Regions from separate parts of the Homo sapiens genome. Here region 2 is linked to region 1. The links are chromatin loops, found by intact Hi-C in ENCODE. Cell type or tissue: Caco-2. All regions are shown on one strand. Links, peaks and the distances in the headings refer to the core of each region. The heading gives the core; the rest is flanking DNA.

What was found. A loop is a pair of places that touch in the nucleus more often than their neighbours do. Peaks named below come from ENCODE experiments on the same cell type or tissue, not always from the same donor. Only the 100,000 strongest peaks of a DNase experiment are listed, where the experiment ranks them.
Region 2: a loop joins it to region 1, with 2.0 times the contacts of the local background. A loop is called at or near these places in 1 of 110 quality-filtered maps.

Annotation. Positions count from the first base shown.
Region 1 is chr4:146,093,573-146,097,975 of GRCh38, forward strand. No RefSeq gene overlaps it. Among named protein-coding and RNA genes, the nearest start is that of LINC01095, 26 kb to the right of the region's middle. In Caco-2, for the core only: CTCF peaks have their summits at 1,776 and 1,983; no DNase peak of the experiment used is centred there.
Region 2 is chr4:146,190,040-146,194,442 of GRCh38, forward strand. LSM6 (LSM6 homolog, U6 small nuclear RNA and mRNA degradation associated) reads left to right here. Exons shown (of 4, transcript NM_007080.3): 4 at 1-1,496. Among named protein-coding and RNA genes, the nearest start is that of LSM6, 17 kb to the left of the region's middle. In Caco-2, for the core only: no CTCF peak of the experiment used is centred there; a DNase peak (open chromatin) is centred at 2,262.

The sequences.
Region 1 (4,403 bases), core at 265-4,264:
TAATATAAAGAATTATTAACTATAATAGAGAATTCGGATAATAATGGATTGACTAGTAAGAAATATAAATTACTCTACAGAATACAAGGATAGCAGATATAAGATTACTCCTAGGGCTGAGATAAAAGCCCTCAGCAAGAAACAGATCTTATTGCAGAGAGTGCAGCTGTGGCTCAAGGATGGCTGACAAGCCACTGAAATGCCTCACCAGTAGAACTTGCTGGAAACCCACCTTCTTGGGTGTCAAGGAAGCTATTCACAGGGTGGTGCCATGTTTTGGAATTTACTCCAGTGTCAAGCAGGAGGTGGTGGAGGAAGCTGCTGGCCACTGGGTGCTGGTGACTGCTACTTGCTGCAGGAACCTGGCAGTGGAGAAGCCCCACACGTAGAAGGAACCTAGAGAAGAGAACAGACCAGAATCAGAAAGATATACCCCTTCCTCCTCTTCTGTCTTTCTTGCACCCTCCACTGACAAACAGAGCATCATGCCAGATACCAAAGGAGAAATATTTACAGGGTCCAGCTCCATCCTCACAGAGTAGGTAATAAGGGATGGATTTGAAGTTGAGAGGCAAGAAATTGGTAACTGGCACAGTTGCTAAGTCAGCATGACATTCATTCAAAGAAAGGTAGACAGTCTTGAAAAACATATCATTCAAGCCAGGGAAAATGTAATGAATCTCCTTGTCCAAAAACAGAGCATACTTCTTTGTTTAAGGAAAACGTCTATGGGTTCTAGACCCATAACCCTTGGGTAGTTCTGGATAAACATAAATTCTTGTCCTGTTTTCCAAGTTCTGCTACAACCAACTTATTGCTGTTTGGGCAGGGTATTATACAATCAACATGATTTTAATTTTCTTAGATTTTTAAAATCACTTTCATGGCCTGTCTCCCTCACATTATAAACCTTACTGCTTTGGTGAATCTTGAAAGTTTCCTTTTGTCTTCAGCTGTGTATTACAATTTTGGGTACACCTACAGCTGCAGGTGGCTAACTCTTCGAGGCTGGAGATGACCTTCATTCAAAGTTACAAAATATCTCTCATGATAGCCTCCATCATGGCTATAGAGAGCTCTAATTCTCTCCAACATGACCTCAGAGAGACAAGATGCATTTAACTTTTTAGGCCAATAGTGTTTGATTTCATGAATTACTAAAAAACTTAGGAACAGCCTTTTTTATTACCCAGAAATAAGATTTGCAAAGGGGAATTAATAAAGTAAAAGGAATACTTATCCAGAGAGTATTTACTAGCAGTGTAACTTGAGGCATCTTTGTCCCTTGTTGCACAAATGCAAAATGTGTGTACTAAGAGCAACAATTTTGATAGGCCATTGTGAAAATCAATTCAGTTAATAGATGTTAAAGTGCTTAAGTCAGCACCTGGTACACAGTTAGTACTCATAAGTGATACATATGATCTGACATGAAAACCAAGAAATTTCTTAGATTTCTGGCAGAAATTTATCCAACTTGAGAGAAAAAGATCAGCAAGAATGAAGAATTTTAATACATTTTTGAAATAAGAAAAGGTATTGTACCCTTTGGTAGTAGAAAAAAATCTGCTTCCATTGACTATAGTCAGATATACTCTATTTATTAAGCATAATGGGAACTTGTGAGAATGTAGAAGATCTGTCCATTTAGGGCCCAAAAAACTTCAGGAAACAGTCTCCAATGGGTTTATGATGGATTGGGATGCAAATTCAGTGTCACTAGATGGCGCTGTAGAGCAATTAAGCTTGGTTGCTTGTTAAAGGTGATTTTAAACACTATTCTAAAATTGGGTTATTTTCATATGAACATTTTGCACAAGCATAGGTAGTTATGTGAGCCAAAAATAGTGTGCCTATGTTCACCAGGGTTTTTAACCCACAAACAGCTGGTGTGGCAAGTATGAGAGACCTTGAGAACAAATGACCAGGAGGAATAGTAGACTTACGGGAAGATAACTGAACACAAACCAAGCTAAGATTCAGTAGCTGACTGGGATCACTAAATGGTGACAGAGAAACTGTGGTCCGAGGTCATCTTTTCAAAGTTAAGGCTAGCATCGGTAAAATGAAATTGTGAGCTAAATACTGCAAAAATAGAGCATTAAAATACTATAGCTTGATATCTTTATTTATATCTGAGGTTCTGATAGCATACCTGATGTTTTACTGTCTAGTTCACAAAAACAAGACTAAGTTGAAATTATATGTTTTCAAGTCTTATTTTGGATTAGTATTTTCACTTTCTAAAGGGCATGTTTTAAGGGATCCACACTATTATATAAAAAATTGTGTTTGGGATTTGGTAGAACTTTTTTTTGGAAATAGTGAGGAGAGAGGCATGAAGCAAAGAAAGAAGTTGGTTTTATATACAGATGTTAAGGAAGGTTATAAAAAAAGAAGAGAAGGTGCAGGCCACATTCAGACATTTGACTCACATTATAGTGCAGTAAAACTAGTTGATTCAGTTCATTGCCTTCAATCTCCTCAATCAGTACAGCCTTGTCAATTTTTAAACCAGCCAGCAGAGAGCAAGAATGACTGGATGGCTGTGCTGCGATCCATTTATTGTACTACACAGAGCTATAGCTAGATTCCTACCAAGCCATAACATCACGAAGGAACAGATTGCACTTGACCTGTAGATGAATGGCTTTTGATGGGGACTTAGATGGAGATAAAGGAAGTCAGCTGCTATGGCTCTAGCATTAGAAATGGTGGGATATATAATATAATAGTATAGAAATGGTGGGAAAAGGAAACACTCTAACAGCCTTGGAATAAAGAAGAAATGGAGATAAGAGATTTACAAGGTTAAGAAATGAAGAGGAAATATAAAGGAACTTAAAAGGAAATTATTCCTTGGCTTCAGGAAATTAACTACTGATTCTTTCCTTGTAAGTTGGAGCCTTAAATAGTAAGAGATGTCTGTGGTGTGTAGAGAGGAACGTCTGTCTTATTGTGTGGTAACTCAGGATACTTGGCGTTCAAAGGTATAACATTTCAGTAATCTGGACCTTGGAATCCCCACTGGTTTTAGTGTTGTAATCTTCAGTCTCTACAAAGTTGACCTCAACTGAGTCACTGATACTTCATTAATGATTTTTCATTATCTTTAGATTATTAGACTTTAAGTTTGAGTTATAGGATTCCTATTTCAGGCATCTTCTTAAAATTAACTAAGGGCAAATGTGTATAATTCTTAGGTATTGCCTCTAAAGTCAAGGTTCAGGTGATAATTCAGTTAAAAAGTCAGTTCCTGAGTATAATGATACAGAGAAAATGTTATTTCTGTTGCAGCTGGTATGAGAATCCCATCTGAGGAGGGTTTTGCTAAGCCCATGAGACACTTACAAAAAATTAGGCTACACCCTGAGAAAGAAGTGGACCACACATCCCAGTGCCTCCCCATGGTGACAAGGGATTGGGGGTGGGAGCTGGGGGTGCTTCGGGAAGGTGCTAGACAGAGAGAATGAAATGCTGGTGAGAGGGTAGAAAGGGACCCCTCCTGGGGCCAGTCAGATCTACACACGTGATTCCCAACACATGATAGGCTTAATGTGAGTATATCCTTTGGGAAAACCCTGAAGGGGCTGAGTCTTGAACCCAGCGAGCATGTTTGAATTTAGGGGGAAAGGCCATCATGAGAAATATGATGTTGGTAATTTTAACTTTTCTTTAGTGCAGTCATTTAAAGCTGACAACAGGTCACCTAGCTGGAGAGCGGCAGATTTGCCACCCCACACTCACCCCGGCAGAGTGGAAAAGCAACTCTTGAACAATGAAATGAGTGAATGTGGAGATGAGTGAGGCCTTCCCGCCTCCACAACTCACCTTCTGTATCTATATGCCCCCCTGATGGCCCCTTATAGCTGGGCCCTCCCTGCCTCCAAAGGGTTAGATGAACTGAGTAACTGATAAATTACCCCCTCAGCTGTCTTCTCTGTGAGATGAGGAACTAATAGGATCTCTCCCGTGAGTTGTGGTGGTAATTCACATAAAGCCCTTAAACTATTACTGGTCATATGTGATGGAATATAGAATATATGTTAGTTCTTATCATTAAAAAATGACCTATTCTAATACTCTGTGCAGTAGTAACAGATGAAAGAAACATGACTCTCAATTTTTAAATTTTCCTCAGCCTTTGCTTCATGACTGTGCAAAAACACCAACTCTGGGACTTTTAAAAGACTTGGTACCCTAATGTCGAGAGAGGCCCAGAGGTCCTACTGCTGTGCAGTCCACCCTCCAGCAACAGAAACTCTGGCCGAATGCCAGGGATTAAAATATTCCAAGGAAGACAAAGACTAGAGCCAAAGCAGAAAGAAATCAAGATAAGAAAAATAATCCCTTGAGTGACACACAGTTATAATTAAATAACACAGAACTAAAGCCAAGCATTT
Region 2 (4,403 bases), core at 171-4,170, 96 kb after region 1:
GGAGGAATCCTCCTTTATTGCATCCTTTTCTGTTCATACAGAATCCTTGCGTGAATATGTTCTACAAAGGCATCCAGTTTCAGTCTGAAGCTACAAAAAGGGGCCACAGGATCAGAAGTTCAGCCACTGATTGAGTCACCTAAATAAAAAACAGAATTGGAAAGCCAAGAGTGCCACTTGCACATAAGGAGTGGGAATTCGAACTGAGGTGCTGGAGAAATCCTAAAGATGAACAAGATTTCAGTGAGGAGAAAGCCCTCCTGTCAGTGGTCCCCCTGCATCTCCTTATGCAATTAGACTTTTTAGGTTTCCCTGCTCCCTTTCAGGAGCATTGGCATCAACGTTATTCTCTCAGTTTATGAACACAGTAGGGGAGGGGCCATTCCTGTACATCTCTCACAGTCAGATTAAAGCAAAGCCTAGAGTTTGTAAACATAATTCAGGTTCTAATTGCCGAGCTGAGATTGGGAAAGAATTTTTCCTAACTCTGGTCTAGCAAGTGGCTGTAGGGAGGCCTTTCTCAAAAATCAGCTGTATTTGCCTTTGACATTGTCCAGGAGCAGAGCACCAGGCTTTATGTTGCTTGGCACAAGGCAGCTCCTCTGGTTATGTGACTCCTGCTGAGAGGATTTTCACAATTTATTAATGAGCTTTCCACAACCCTGCTTTATTCTCCAAACAGTTTTACGCTGTCTCTAGGAACAACAAATATATCTGGGCACTGTGGTTGAATGAATACCAGACAATTGTGTGAATGTTGTATTGGACTTCCTCTTCCCTCCCTTCCCAATCTAAATAGCATTCCTATTTCAGGAGCCGATGGTGTGATTCGAAACAACTGCTTGGTTGAAGGATGGGGGGCAGGATCGAGAAGGAGAGAGGGAAGGGGCAGTGCTGATTCTGGAGAGGTGTATGTAGTGTTTTGTCTTGGTTTATTTTAAAGATCAGAGAGTAATTGGAAACAATTATTTTTTAATTAATAACTTGGGAAAGGTGAACAGAAGCATTTCACAGGGTTTTACCGTGTGCACACTGAAAATAAAACACTTTATGCTATGCTTCAATAATTTATCACTTCTTGACAGGGGCTTGGAAAAGGTCCAGTATGTAAGTACAAATCACCAATTTGCTCTTTTATAAATGAGTTCTTTTAAGGAGAAAATGGATGGCTCTCCAAGTGGAGCATACATGTTCTCATTTGTTTTGTAGAATATGTGGGGCTGCAGGTTATTGTGTCCCTTCATTCACTTATATCAGCCACCTCTAAAAGCAATTCCATTGTAGTCTCCCACTAATCTGTAGCGTCCTGTTTTTTCTAACTTCTTCCCTGACCTCGCCTTTGATATATAAGTCTTTATTTTCCCCTTGCCATCTCTCTAGTTTAATAGCTCTACAGTGGAGTACTGTTTTCAACCATGGAACTACTTTTAATCAAGATCAACTTTGGGAAGTGCTGCCATTTTTATGGTAATAAAGGACTGTATTATGCACTTGAACCCGCTCAAGTTGTCCCCTGTGTATACCTTCACATAGTAGAACCATGAAACAAAGTGTAAATGCTTAAATTGCTTTGTTCTTAACTGTAGTCTCCTAGAGGTCAGTGAATGATTTCTAGTTGCATTGTAGCGAAGACATTTGTTCCAGGTTGAAGAATTTTTTACTTGAGAACATACATTTTCCCTGTCTGTGTGCCCCCAAACCCTGTCTGCCACACTCTTTCTCTTGGGCTGTGACAAAACAGAATGTTTAGCGAGAAACAAAATTGTGCTCGATTTTCAGACTATCTGACTTCATTTTCTGTTTTGGTCTTTGAGCTATTCCTTGGCTAATCTTCCAACAAGTCGAATTGATTCTTATTTCAAAACTGTTTATCCCAAAACAGAGCTGTTGACAAGTACAAATACAGATGGCAGACATGTGGTATGATTTTCATGTTCTCATCTCAGCATTCAGGAAGGGAATGTTATTGAAAGATGGTTTACATCTGAAGCTTTCTGCTCAAGGCAATATGGAATGCATGCTAGGAGCGCTTAATTATGCTTAATTAATAATAGTAACAAATGCTTACGGGATTTCCTTAAGGTCTAAAAGTGCAGCAGCATTGGACTTGCTGTGTAAGGCTTACCGCCCCGGAGGCTATAATAATCTGTAACAATAGAAGCAACCTCTAGGGGGTAAAATTGTCTTTGATAATCACTGACTCTTGGGTGACCTCAGTACAGCATTCCAGGCCAAAGATCCAGAATGTTCCCTTACTGGGGGCAGACACGCCTATGATTGCACTGACCTTTGTCCTCCGAGCAGATGATCCTCCAGAGTACTGGCTAGCTCTTAGATTCAGAGGTAAATCCCAGCCCATGCTGTGGCCTTGCTGTTCCCCACAGCCCAACTGCATTAACTATAATTTTTTTTTCTCCACAAAAAGAAATTGTTGGTGAAAGGAAGACAACCTTCAGTTTTTCTCCCCACCGACCTGGTTTCAGGAGGCCGTGTGCTCAGTGGAGTGTCTCTGCCTGTCTTCGCTAAGCTTGCCCCTGACCATTGTGGAGGTAGATGCCACCTAAGAGTGGCAGGGTTAGTCCTGACCTCTGGGGTCTGAATATCCAGCAACTATCTTAATTCCAGTCGCTGCTGTCTGTTGTACCACCAGTACACAGCAGTACAGCTGTGTCTCTGTTGTTGACCGACTAACTTAGATTCACTGTTGAAGTCCAATTAGCCAGAGTGGGGGTGAAAATGCAAGAGTGGACGGTGAGAGTGGTATGTGTCATGTACGACAGGACAGTGGAGAGAGCCCTCTCTGATACCTGTTAGTCCCTCCTTTAAAAGATGCGGGAGGTGGCCAGGGAGTGGGGATTTCAGAATGTGGTGGCAGAAATCAGTTTGGCATTTATTGGATGACAGCTGTAGGCAGGCACTGTGCTATACCTTAGGGGGGTAGATAAAAAAGGAAATATGACATTGCACCTTCCATACTGAGTTTGTAGGTTTGGGTATTTATGGGGGAAAGTGGTACCCTCCATCCTTTTTTTAAAAAATTGGGCCAAAATTGTAAGAATTCTTTTAAAAACCTGAACATTTTAGATGGATTTGAGCATCTCAACTGTATGTTCGTATCTTGAAATTCCAAATAAACTCAGGAGTGGATAATTCTGAAATCTGAACGTAACTATGCCCTGTTTACCCACAGGCCCAGGTAGTTCAGCCTCCCATCTTTGTTTTTTTCCTTCTCCTAGAAAAGCCAGCTTTTGTGTGGTTTAACTGAACAGTCATGTTGGATTTTTTTTTATTTGAAGACCCATTTTGACTCATCTGCAGCACTGAAGGATTTTCTTCATAGTAATTTGGGAGTTATAGCAGATAGAAAGGCAGAGGCATATTCCAGGAATTTCATGAAATATAAAACACTGAAACACTTGGGATAGGCTAGTTTTCAATGCCTAGGTTACACAAATGTCCAAATTCACATGGGCTTAATTTATTCCAAGTTTTATAATGGGATGGATGTTGGTGAGTTTGGCAATATACCAATAATTTGGATTAAAGGAGAGGTTAGTTTATGAAAAGTTTACGTAACAATCTTAGGCAATTTTATTACCATCATGTGCATACGGTATTTCAAGTCACTATTCAGTGTTTATATCAAATAGACGTTTTATTGAACTTGGAAAAATGAAAAAATTAAAAATGTGTAATATGTACGGTAGAGTGGATGTTGCTGGGATACAGGGCTCCTTATACCCCGCCCACAGTAGTGTGTTAGTCACAAACCCCAAATCTCAGTGGTTTGAAACAACTAATGATCTTACTTATGCTCCATGTGCACAGGGGCCCATAGGTGGGACTCCACTGATTGCAGTCACCTGGGGGCCCAGGCCGAGGGAGGTAGCACCTTATGTTTCCACCATCTCAACCTGAGGAATCAGCATCTGCTGTGGCAGGGGAAGGGCAGAAAGGATCACTCCCTGGCTCCTAAAACCTTTTGCTTAAAGCTAGTGTCACTTCTACCCCATTATTAGGCAAAGCAAGTTACACGGTCAGGGCTTACTTTAAGTTTTCAGAAAAGTATAATCCTTTCATGGACCCAGGAGAGACAACCAGAAATACTGGTGAACAGTGGTAGTAACCTACCACATGATGTGTACTAGTCATGGTTCCTCCAGAGAAACAGAACCAATAGGATGTATAGAGAGATTTTAAGGACTTGGCTCCCACAATTGTGGAGGCAAGCCCAAAATCTGCAGGGTAGGCTGGCAGCCTGGAGACCCAGGGAAGAATTGCCACTCAAGTCTGAAGGCTGGCTGCTGGAAGAACTCCCTTTTCCTCCAAGGAAGTCAGTGTTTTCCTATTAATGCCTTCAACTGATTGGATGAGGCCCACCCACATTATGGGGGGTAGTCTGT